Regions from separate parts of the Homo sapiens genome. Here regions 1 and 3 are each linked to region 2. The links are chromatin contacts, found by Hi-C or POLR2A ChIA-PET in ENCODE. All regions are on one chromosome and are shown on one strand. The core of a region is the stretch at or near the end of the contact, and the rest is flanking DNA. Distances in the headings are between cores, read along the strand shown.

The links. Hi-C counts contacts between places; a loop is a spot of excess contacts on that map. ChIA-PET counts read pairs that join two places held with the same protein, here RNA polymerase II (POLR2A). Pooled maps may share reads with other maps.
Region 1: a loop to region 2 is called in a map with no recorded cell type, with 3 times the contacts of the local background. The contact joins two enhancer-like sites. A Hi-C loop is called at or near these places in 2 of 37 single-sample maps with no recorded cell type and 4 of 50 pooled maps.
Region 3: a pooled map shows a loop between it and region 2 (4-fold over the local background). The contact joins two enhancer-like sites. A Hi-C loop is called at or near these places in 1 of 37 single-sample maps with no recorded cell type and 5 of 50 pooled maps. POLR2A ChIA-PET finds 5 or more read pairs at or near these places in 2 of 52 experiments (WTC11 and naive thymus-derived CD8-positive, alpha-beta T cell).

The regions. Positions count from the first base shown.
Region 1 is chr12:121,126,485-121,130,481 of GRCh38, forward strand. LOC105370032 (a long non-coding RNA gene) reads right to left here. Exons shown (of 4, transcript XR_001749352.3): 3 at 276-357. Among named protein-coding and RNA genes, the nearest start is that of P2RX7, 4.4 kb to the right of the region's middle. RefSeq lists an enhancer at 2,502-2,796. Within about 2 kb of position 2,592, at least 29 of the 41 ENCODE cell types and tissues checked have a DNase peak (open chromatin) inside an H3K27ac peak, as active enhancers do.
Region 2 is chr12:121,529,426-121,533,296 of GRCh38, forward strand. KDM2B (lysine demethylase 2B) reads right to left here. Exons shown (of 23, transcript NM_032590.5): 8 at 3,381-3,534. Among named protein-coding and RNA genes, the nearest start is that of KDM2B-DT, 49 kb to the right of the region's middle. RefSeq lists an enhancer at 73-574. Within about 2 kb of position 1,311, at least 23 of the 41 ENCODE cell types and tissues checked have a DNase peak (open chromatin) inside an H3K27ac peak, as active enhancers do.
Region 3 is chr12:121,837,622-121,841,311 of GRCh38, forward strand. It overlaps HPD (4-hydroxyphenylpyruvate dioxygenase), which reads right to left. Exons shown (of 14, transcript NM_002150.3): 13 at 2,311-2,427; 14 at 1,906-2,217. The coding sequence ends at 2,107. Among named protein-coding and RNA genes, the nearest start is that of TIALD, 17 kb to the right of the region's middle. RefSeq lists enhancers at 1,227-1,897, 2,569-3,238 and a silencer at 1,860-2,059. Within about 2 kb of position 2,035, at least 16 of the 41 ENCODE cell types and tissues checked have a DNase peak (open chromatin) inside an H3K27ac peak, as active enhancers do.

The sequences.
Region 1 (3,997 bases), core at 1,342-3,841, 400 kb before region 2:
TCGTCATCAGTTGAGTAACTTCAAAGAGTGTCCAGTTTTCTTTGTTTGCACTTTCTACCTTTCATGCAAAATGTGTGCAACACAAACATATGGGTAACTTGCACGTCCCATTTTGTGTAGCTGATTTTGCTCACTTTTGGAGACTCTGCTCCTGGGGCAGTCCTGGAGAAACAGCCGAGAGAGCAAACCAGCTGAACACTCATTATTTTCTTAAGCAGTAGATAGCTGCAAAAGCTCCATTTCGTTTCTTAAACAGTTTCTTTCAGTCTCTTTACCTGTAGGTATGCTAGTTTACAAGGACTCCAGATGGCCTGGGAGCTTCAGAACCTTTTGCCAATTATCAGAGGAAGGTAAAGCCTGCTGGAAACCAGAGCAACGCAGAATCAGGGACTCCTTGCTATCTTTAGACCATTAATATATCATTATAATACTAAAATTCCCACCCAGAGAAGAAAATTGCTATTTTCTTTTTTCTTTTTTTCGTTTTTCTTTTTTTGAGACAGAGTCTCGCTCTGTCGCCCAGGCTGGAGTGCAGTGGTGCAATCTTGGCTCACTGCAACCTCCACCTCCTGGGTTCAAGTCATTCTCCTGTCTCAGCCTCCCGAGTAGCTGGGATTACAGGAGTGCGCTGCCACACCTGGCTAATCTTTGTAGAAAATTGCCATTTTCTAAACATGCATCCTGTGAAGAGACATGTTTATGATTTGCACCTGCACATCTAAAGTTCCTCCCTGCACAAACATACAAACCTCCCCGCCCCATATCTAACTCCTTAAAATTCCCCAGCTACCCACATCTTGGGGAGGAGGAGGCGTCTCTGGAGCAAGAGGTCATTCCTTCTCCTTCTCTGGCCAAAGAATAAATCCTGCTTGCCTTCCTCCCCGCAACCCTCCAATTTGTGTTCTTTCTTTGCAACTGACACAAAGTAGGGAAAGGACTCAGTTTACCCATGGCAGTTCTATCACATTTTAAATAGTTACACACCTTTGCAAATCTGTAAAGTTTGAGTACATTTTCCTGTCTCCTCTGACCTCCCCTGAACGAGCAGCCAATTGTTTAAAGATCCTATTTGGAGAAATTTCTTTCTCCCCTGATTTAAATGCTTTTATTGCACACTAAGTTCCTACTCTTTTTTTTTTTTTTTTCATTATTGCATACAGAGTCTCACTCTGTGGCCCAGGCTGGAGTACAGTGACATAATCTTGGCTCACTGCAGCCTTGACCTTCCAGGGTCAAGGGATCCTCCCATTTCAGCCTTTCGAGAAGCTGGAACTACAGGTGTGCACTCCCGCAACTGGCTAATTTTTTTATTTTTTGTAGAGACAGGGTTTTGCCATGTTGCCCAGGCTGGTCCCAAACTTCTGGGCTCAAGCAATCCTCCTGCTTTGGCCTCTCAAAGTGCTGAGACTACAGGTATGAGCCACCGCACCCGGTCTGCACCTATCTTTGTGTTTAATACGTGACTCCACCCTGTTCCAATAATGTGTCTGTCAGTTCCCTTACTAGAGCTGCTTTAATTACACAGATTTACCATCGCTCTTAATATCTCCGTGGTCACCGGTTTATTTGTGAAGTGTTCACCCCATGGCCTCTGGGGACTCACTGTCTTTCGGCTTTCCTCTCCTCCCTACTCTGCCTCAGCTTAGTCTCCTTGGTGTTGGTGTCCTTCAGGGATCTGTCTTCGGTCCCCCTCCATGTCACTCTACCCTCTCCCTGGGCAGACCCCTGGCTCCACTCTTGCCCCTTCCGCCCATTTTCCATGGTGCAGCTAGAGTGCTCTGACTGAGCTGCAAATGAGACCATGCACACCCGTTTATAAACCCACCTATTGTTCTCAGGGTAAATTCCAGACAGACTCTTTAACACCAGAACATAAGGCTGGACGAGATTCAGGTCCAAGTAGTTTGTTTGGGAGGCGACCCAGGAAGAGGAGTGGGGAAGTGAGACAGGAAAGGGAAGGCAGTCAACACAGGAAGCATTAAAGAGTAGGTCAGGAGGCCGGACGCAGTGGCTCACACCTCTAATCCCAGCCCTTTGGGAGGCTGAGGCGGGCGGATCACCTGAGGTCGGCAGTTCTAGACCAGCTAGGGCAACATAGTGAAACTCCAACTCTACTAAAAATACAAAAATTAGCCGGGAGTGGTGGCACGCGCCTGTAGTCTTAGCTACTAGCGAGGCTGAGGCAGGAGAATCGCTTGAACCCGGGAGGCGGAGGTTGCAGTGAGCCGAGATCGTGCCACTGCACTCCAGCCTGGGCGACAGAGCAAGACACTGGAAATAAATAAAACTAATTAATTAATTAAAGAGCAGGTCACGGCTGTGGGCATCTGGGCTCAGACCCCCTCAGGCCCTCTGGAGACTGCCTAGACTTGTCTCAGAGTTGTCCCACCTGGGGGAGGAACGGGTATTTAACCAGCAGTCCCTCAGCCTTGGAGCCTCTATTCTCTGAGAGTCACATTCTCATTCTCTCTCTCCCTCTCTCTCTCTCTCTTCCCACCCCCCTTCTCTCTCTCTCTCTCTCCCGCCATCTTCCTTTCTTTCCTCCCTCCCTTCTCCCCCAACGGAGGTTGGCCCTTGACGCCCTGTGTGATTATGGCCCCGCCCACAGCCATAGCTGATTGGACCAGGGATAAAGAATTAGGCCAATCAGATTCATTCCCCTTGAGTTCTGGAACTGGGCAGGGGATCTGGGCTTGCATTTGAACTGTGGAACCTAACTTGGAGAGCATTGCTGAACCACGTGCCCTGGGAGAAACAGAGGAAGCCAGTGTTTAGAGAGACTCGCAATGGGCACACAGAGACAAACAGAGGCGGGCTTCAGACAAACTGAAAGAGCAACCTCAGCACAGGACAGTTTGGTTTCTGATTCTATTAATAGGTTCTCATGAGGTTGGGCACATTTCCTGCACTTGCAGTCTGTGAGATAAGTGTTTCCTCAAAAAAAAAAACTCCCTTTTCTGCTGAAGAATGTCACTTGATTTTCTGTAAATTGTAAACACACCCACACACTCACAAGACTAAGAAATCCACCGTTCAATCCCCAATTTTTTTTTTTTTGGTAACTTTATATTCCTTCCATCACGAGGTCAGAACATTTCATTGCTGCTGTGAGACTCTCCAGAGTTCTCATTAAAGAGTTCAAGACAATGGCTGTTCCGTTAGCCTCGATCTCTGAGTGATTACAGAGAGCTGAGCCATCTGGGAGACCCATGATGGACATATAGTGTGAGTGAGAATTAATTCATCACTGCTATAAGCCATGAGACACTGAGAGTGCTTTGTTATTGCAGCATAACCTGTCCTATCCTGATAGAATCATAAGAAGTGCTGAGAGACAATTTGCTGGAACTGATATTTACAGGGAGAAGAGAGCCAGAGAAAGATAAGACAAAGATTGGATGCAGTGGCTTATGCCTGTAACCCCAGCACTTTGGAAGGCTGAGTCAGGAGGATCACTTGAAGCCAGGAGTTCGAGACCAGCCTGGGCAGCATAGCAAGACCCTATCTCTACAAAATTAAAAAAAAAATTAACGAGGCTTGGTGGCATGTGCCTGTGGTCCCAGCTACTCAGGAGGCTGTGGTAGGGGGATCACTGGAGCCCAGAAGTTTGAAGCTGCAGTGAGCCATGATTGCGCCACTGCACTCCAGCCTGGACGACAGAGCAAGACCCAGTCTCTAAAATAAATTAATTAAATTAATTTTTTAAAAAGAAAGATAAGATAAAGAGTCATAGAAGTACAAATGAGAAACCAGGAGAACATGGGACCCAGGAAAGTCATGGAAACCAAGGGAAAATACTGGTCCAAGATGCAGAAAGTAGCCAGTGATGTTGAATGCATCCAAGAGATCAAGTAACATAAGGAATAAAATATATCCACCCAGTCTGGCAACTGAGAAGTCTTTGGTAACCTCTTTGAGAACAGAATCCATGGAGTGGAGGAGGTAGCAGTGATGAAATAGCGGACAAGGGCTGAAGGAGTGGAGAGGGGAGAGCATG
Region 2 (3,871 bases), core at 61-2,560:
TCAGGTCAGAGGTGGGAAATGCCAGAATTCAATTCTCTGCTTCAATACAGAAAAACTCCCATCCAGGGAGCTGCAAACCCTTTCTGGGTTTCCCAAGACTCTCTCCTCAAAGCCACAAATCAAGTACCACGAATCTCAGATGTGTGTCTGTACGTGGCTCAGAGGGTGTGAATGCTGGAGAGAATCCCCAGGCCTGGGGAGGACCTAAAATACTCATCTAGGGGCTGGGCGCGGTGGCTCATGTCTGTAATCCCAGCATTTTGGGAGGCCGAGGCGGGTGGATCACTTGACCCTAGGAGTTCGAGACCTGCCTGGACAACATGGCAAAACCCCGTTGCTACTAAAAATACAAAAATTAGCCGGGCATGGTGGCGTGTACCTGTAATCTCAGCTACTAGGGAGGCTGAGGCAGGAGAATCGCTTGAACCCGGGAGGCGGAGGTTGCAGTGAGCCAAGATTGCACCACCATGCTCCAGCCTGGCGACAGAGCAAGACTCTGTCTCAAAAAAAAAAAAAAAGAAGAGCAGGCGCAGTGGCTCACGCCTGTAATCCCAGCACTTTGGGAGGCCAAGGTGGGCAGATCATGAGGTCAGGAGATCAAGACCATCCTGGCTAACACAGTGAAAACGTGTCTCTACTAAAAACACAAAAAATTAGCCAGGCATGGTGGCGGGTGCCTGTGGTCCCAGCTATTCGGGAAGCTGAGGCAGGAGAATGGTGTGAACCCGGGAGGCGGAGCTTGCAGTGAGCCGAGATTGCGCCACTGCACTCCAGCCTGGGCAACAGAGCAAGACTCCCTCTCAAAAAAAAAAAAAAAAAAAAAATACTAATCTAGGTCAGTGGACCCCAGTCTCTGGTCCTTTAGTTTTCACTGGTTGGAAACAGAATGAGAAAAACTATCAAAGTTAAAGTACTATCCTTTATTCTGACATTTTATACTTGTAACTTTTTTAGTGTCAGAATAGACCATGGGGTTTGTTGATCTTAACACCCATCTTTAGCAAAATTATAAGTTGGCAACTCTGTATCTGTTCCTAAGTTTTTTTTCACTGGTCCATGAAATCAATGGCTGGGAACCGCTGAACTATGCTGCACCCTCCCTCCCACCCTACCCCACCCCTGTATCTCAGAGGGTGGCAAATTCCAACTGTCCCTTTTCTACTTCCCAAAACTCCAGGGGAAAAAATCCTGGTATCTCAATGCATGACCCTTCAGGCCAGAAGTCTTTGCCAGGACCTAACTGGACTCCTGCTTGCAGCAACTCAAATGCACATTTCCTCTTCCTGCCTTCAATAGACAGCCACGCCCACACCCCTGCTGCCAGGGCTTCTCAAGACCTCCCCCAGCTTGCTTAAGTCACCAACATCAACACCCACACCATCCCACACAGGGGAAAAGTGATGAGCCACCTCCCAGCTCTGCATAAGGCCTGGACAGAGAGACTTAAGGCCTGTTAGGCTCAGAGGATGGGGTTGGGAGGGAACTTGAGGGTCCCAGAGTTCAGCTCCACCCCACCACCATTGTAGAGAGAGCTGAGGTGCAGAGAGAGGAAGAGACCAGCTAACGTCACAGAGTCAGCAGCAAGGCCAAGAGCCTTCCAGTCATCCTTTGAATCCAGGGCCAATCCAGCAACACCTGCAGAGTGGATTGAGCACAGCTTAGAAGGAGGATGCCACCTCCTTCCCGAGTCTCCACTACTCCACATCTGCCAGGGTGTCCCCTATAAACGCTGACCACCAAGTGCAGTTCCCTTCCATCCCAAGCAGGGGTCGGTCCCTTCCCTGAGCCAAGCAGGTCTGAGGACAGACCTGGGGCCATGGTAACAAAGTCATCCCCGCACTAAACCCTGCTACTTCCAAATGCCAAATCTCCCTAATAGGGAAGTCTCCAGTTTCTGCCCAACTTTCTAGAAGCACCCAGGTGTTGGAGGCCCCATCCCCATAGCAGGAACTGCTACTACAACCACCACTAGTGCTTGATGTCCAGACCTAAGACCAGTTTCTAGCCCAACTCTCAGAAACATCTTGGTGGCCTCAAAGGATACTCCTATCCTCTGGTCCAAGCTTCCACCCAGTTGTAGATTGTCTGCAAGCACCTTGAGTCATCCATATCTACTTTCTACTTGTATGCCTCCAGTGACAGGGAGCTCACTACCTAACAGAGCAAGTTATTTCAACACCACTCGGCTATACTCCTTTCAGGAGACAATCCTTCACCTGGCTGACTGCAGTTACCATATGCCTTCACTTCCTCATGTAAAGCAACCCAATTCCTCCTTCAAACACATCTCACCTGATGTGGTTTCCAGACACACCCACACCCCACTTCAGGTTGATTTAACCTCCAAAGTACAATGACCAAGAGGAACAAAACCTCCTTCCTACAGGCTAGGTGCGGTGGCTCACATGTGTAATCCTAGCACTTTGGGAGGCCAAGGAGGGAGAATCCCTTGAGGCCAGGAGTTGGAGACCAGCCGGGACAACATGGCAAAACCCCACCTCTACTAAAAATACAAAAATTAGCTGGGCATGTTGGCGCACGTCTGTAATCCCAGCTACTTGGGAGGCTGAGACTTGGGAGGCTGAGACTTGGGAGGCTGACATGAGAACTGCTTGAACCTGGGAGGTGAAGGTTGCAGTGAGCCAAGATCACGCCACTGCACCCTAGCCTGGGTGACAGAGCAAGACTGTCTCAAAAAAAAAAGAAAAAAAGCACAACTCCTATGTGTGGCCTGACCCCCTCCCTCTACACAGCAGGACTATCACCTCTCTCATCCTAGGTAGAATGCTTCCATTAATGCAACCTAAGAGATAATTCCCTGACCCCTAGGTCATCAGCCACATCTACTAGTGACTGAGCCAGGAACCAGCCAAAAGCCCTTAGTCCATCTCCAGTGAACTGGAGGCAAGGAGATCTGAACTCACTCAGCCCTCATGACCACCCTGGGGAAATCTTAATCCTATTTTACAGATGGGAATAGAGGCACGAAGAAGTGAAGTCACAGCCTCTAAGTGGTCGATCCAGAATTCCACCTGAGGCCATGCACAGCCCTTCCCCAGACCCTGCCTCAGGGCAAACCCACCCCCATTACCCAACACACAATCTCCACAGGAAGTCCTGCACAGGGATTCGAGTCTCCCCTGAGAGGGCCCAAGGCCTTCTCCAAGGGAGAGAGAATTCCAGCCCGTAGGTGGTAGATACAGGTGGGATGTGAGGGGAAAACTGCACGGCTTTTCCCTCCAGCCCACGGCTGGCTCCCCTCGGGGACTGCCAATGGCCTGTCAAACCCACCAGGCCCAGAGCAACCCTCAGGGGGCCTAAAACCCTGGCTCAGGCCGCAGGAGACTCGAGGAGCCCAGAGAGTGCCCCTGGAAACCTACCGGAAGGGATGAAAAATGTGTAGCCCTGCTTCAGCTCAATTCTTTGGCATCGTTCCACACGGTCTCCCAGAAAGATGTCACTCTGTTTGCCTGACAGCACCCACTCCTCGTACAGCGCCAAATTGTGCAGCGTTGGAGGAATCAGCCAAAAAATCTTGGGAGAAAACACAGGCAGTCAGCTGGAGACCCAGGCCCAGACAAGACCCAGAGAGAGGGCCCCACCTGCCTGGCGGAAGGGGAGGGGGCGAGACAAGCTGTGTGTGGGGTGGGGGGTGTGGAGAGATGGCAGATCCATCCCTCTGGACTCTCTGCAAGGCCAGGTCCCTAGAGCCTCTGGGGAGGCAGGAAGGGCTGTGCCCACCTTCAGGGAACCTCCATTCCTGCTGAAATCCCAGGATGGGAGTACTTCCTGGACTGGGTGGGACATGCTTTCTCCCGAACCACAGGCTTGTCTAGGAGGTGGGGGAAGGAGAGGAAGGGAATTTCCTAAG
Region 3 (3,690 bases), core at 785-3,284, 310 kb after region 2:
TTTCTGAAGTTCGTGATCCCAGAAGCTCTGATTTCTTCTATAATCTGAAAAAAATCCCCAATTCCCACCATTATACCAACTCAGAGTATTTTTTTCTTCTATTGAGCTCTGCTGCCTCCTAGCTCTGAGTTGACTTATCCTCACGGAGGGTTCTCAAGCATTAGAAGCAGAAAGAGGCCAGAGACAGTGGCTCATTCCTATAATTCCAGCACTTTGGAAGGCTGAGGTGGGCGGATCACCTGAGACCAGGAATTCGAGACTGGCCAACATAGTGAGATCCCATCTCCATGAAAAATAAAAACAAAATTAGCTGGGCGTGGTGGCACATGCCTATAGTCCCAGCTACTTGGGAGGCTGAGGTAGGAGGATCACCTGAGCTCAGAAGGTGGAGGTTGCAGTAAGCCAAGAGCACACCACTGCACTCCAGCCTGAGCAATGGAGTGAGACTCTGTCTAAAAAAAAAAAAAAAAGAGAGAAAAAGAAAAAAAAAAGAGGCCAAATTTGCCCACCACCAACTCTTACCTGGTTTTGAAGAAAGAATCTCCTTCCTAGGGTTTTAGGACCCAGCTGCCTCATTCTTTTGCAAGGATCACTCACTCTTCTATGAGTATGAACAAGCCCCTTTCCAAAAGAAGTCCTCACTGCGGGCAAGGCTGGGGCAGTGCAGCTGCGTGGGTGGTCATGGGCACTGCCCTGCTGAGGGCAGGGACTGGGATACCAGGCCCCTCCTACCTGCTTTATCTCTGAGACCAGGAACCAAGGGACCATATCCTACAGTTGATGAGCAGGGATGCTGCCCCTAGAGTCCCTTGTCTAACACTCTCCCCTCTCCTGTGTTCAGAGGTTTGGGCTCTGGGTAGCAAAACTGAAGACAGCTCATCTTTAGAGATCATCGGCCGGGCGCGGTGGCTCACGCCTGTAATCCCAGCACTTTGGGAGGCCGAGACCATCCTGGCTAACAAGGTGAAACTCCGTCTCTGCTAAAAATACAAAAAATTAGCCGGGCGTGGTGGCGGGCGCCTGTAGTCCCAGCTACTCGGGAGGCTGAGGCAGGAGAATGGCGTGAACCCGGGAGGCGGAGCTTGCAGTGAGCCGAGATCGCACCACTGCACTCCAGCCTGGGGGACAGAGCGAAACTCCGTCTCAACAACAACAAAAAGAGATCATCAAGCCGGCAGACAAGATGCTGCCAAACTCTGACCCCACCTCAGGGCCTTTCTCCGTTCGCTCTTCCTGGAATCCTTTTCCCGAGCATGGTCCCATGGCTGGCTCCCAAATGTCACCTTCTCGGAGAGGTCTTCCGTTATCAAAATTAGCTCCCCTGCGATCTTCGCTTCCACATATTCTCATCAACTGCCTTTTTTTTTTTTGAGACAGGGTCTCACTCTTGCCCAGGCTGGAGTGCAGTGTCAGGATCAGGGCTCGCTGCAGCTTAGACCTCTGTCCATCAATCGATCCTCCCACCTCAGCCTCCTGAGTAGCTGGGACCACAGGTGTGCGCCACTACGCCAGGCTAATTTTTATTTGTTATTTGTGTAGACGCAGGGGGGTCGGGGTCTTGCTATGTTACCGGGCTGGGCTCGAACTCCTGGCCTCAAGCGATCCTCCCACCTCTGCCTCCCAAAGCGCTGAAATTACAGGTGTGAGCCACCACGCCCGGCTCATCGCTTGCTTTATTGTCTGAATCGCGTTTATCTCTCTACAAAAGCAGTGTCATCCGTCTTTCCCTCCAGAGCAAGTCCCCTTCCTTCCCTGGTTCCAGAATTCCCCTCTCCGCGTGGTCCCGCTGGCAAAGCGCTGGCACCCGCAGCTCCTCGGTCCCGCGGCGCTGGCGGCCGCCCTGGCCTCCCCCTGGCTGCCATAAGGCACTACTGCCTTATGCGCAACACAAACACAGACACAGTATTGGACCGGGGCACGCTTTAATCGGGAGGGCTGGAGCAGAGGGCGGCCCCGCCGAGGGGCGTGGTCAGTGTGGGCGGAGCCTTGGGGGCCGAGTCCGCTGGTGGGCGGGACCCAAGGGGAGCAGCCAGTAGGGAAGTTGGGCGAGTTCCAGAATCAGGGGGCGTGGCTGTGTGGCTGTGGCCTCCGTGGGGTGGGCGGGGCTTACATGCCGGGCACCACCCCATTGGTCTCCATGTTGGTGAGGTTACCCCGCAGGTTCTGCTCCTCCTCGAAAGCCTTGAACAGTGAGTTGAAGTTGCCGGCTCCAAAACCCTGTGGCGGGAAAGAGAGGAGATGAGCCAAGGACCCAGAAAACCGAGTGTGCTAGCTGCCTGTCCCCTCGGGCCTGCCGGGGACAAGCAGTACCTGGTGGTTGTGGCGCTGGATGACTTCCAGGAAGAGCGTGGGCCGGTCCTGCACCGGTTTGGTGAAGATCTGCAGGAGGTAGCCTTTCTCGTCGTAGTCCACCAGGATTTTCAGCTCCTAGGCGGGAGACAGGGGGCTCTGCTAGGGGAGGCTGGCACGGTGAGATCCTTGGAAAGTCCACAGGGGCTCCTGCACCCCAAAAGTCTGGAAATGACCTCTTTTTCTGGCAGTTCAGCCACCTCCAAATATATCCCCAAACTGTCCTATTACTATCCCCCTACTACAGTTCCTAAGGCACCATTCAAGACTGCTGCCCGCTTCTAATCTTGTATCCTTACAATCCATCCTCCCCGCAGACATTATCAGGACACTTTCTTTTTCTTTTTTGAGACGGAGCCTTGCGCTGTTACCCAGGCTGGAGTGCGGTGGCGCAATCTTGGCTCACTGAAACCTCCGCCTTCCGGGTTCAAGCGATTCTCCTGTCTCAGCCTCCCGAGTAGCTGGGACTACAGGCGCAGGCTACCATGCCCGGCTAATTTTTGTATTTTTAGTAAGACGGGGTTTCACGATATTGGTCAGGCTGGTCTCGAACTCCTGACCTCAGGTGATCCACCCACCTCGACCTCCCAAAGTGTTGGGATTACAGGCGTGAGCCACCATGACCTGCTGCGGGATCTTTTAAAAGTCGGATCATGTCATTCCCCTGTTTAAAATCCTCCAGTGGAAATCGGAACCCTCATGTACTGCTGGTGGGACTGTAAAATGGTGCAACCACTTTGGAAAACAGTCTGGCAGCTTCTCAAAAAGTTAAACATATAGTGTTGCTTCCTTAAAATACGGATTAAAAAAAAAAAAGGGGGTGGCCAGGCATGGTGGCTCACTTTGGGAGGCCGAGGCAGGTGGATCACCTGAGCTCAGTTCGAGACCAGCCTGGCCAACATGGGGAAACCCAGTCACTACAAAAAAAAATACAAAAATTAGGCTGGGCAAGGTGGCTCACGCCTGTAATCCCAGCACTCTGGGAGGCTGAGGTGAGTGAATCACCCGAGGTCAGGAGTTCGAGACCAGCCTGGCCAACATGGTGAAACCCCATCTCTACTAAAAATAAAAATAAAAATAAATTGGCTGGGCATGGTGGCACACGCCTGTTATCCCAGCTACTCAGGAGGCAGAGGCAGGAGAATCGCTTGAACCCGGGAAGTGGAGGTTGCAGTGAGCCAAGATCGGCCACTGCTCTCCAGCCTGGGCAACAGAGCAAGACTCTGTCTCAAAAAAAAAAAAAAAAAAATTAGCTGGGCGTGGTGGCGGGCGCCTATAATCCCAGCTACTGGGGAGGCTGAGGCAGGAGAATTGCTTGAACCCAGGAGGCTGGAGGTTGCA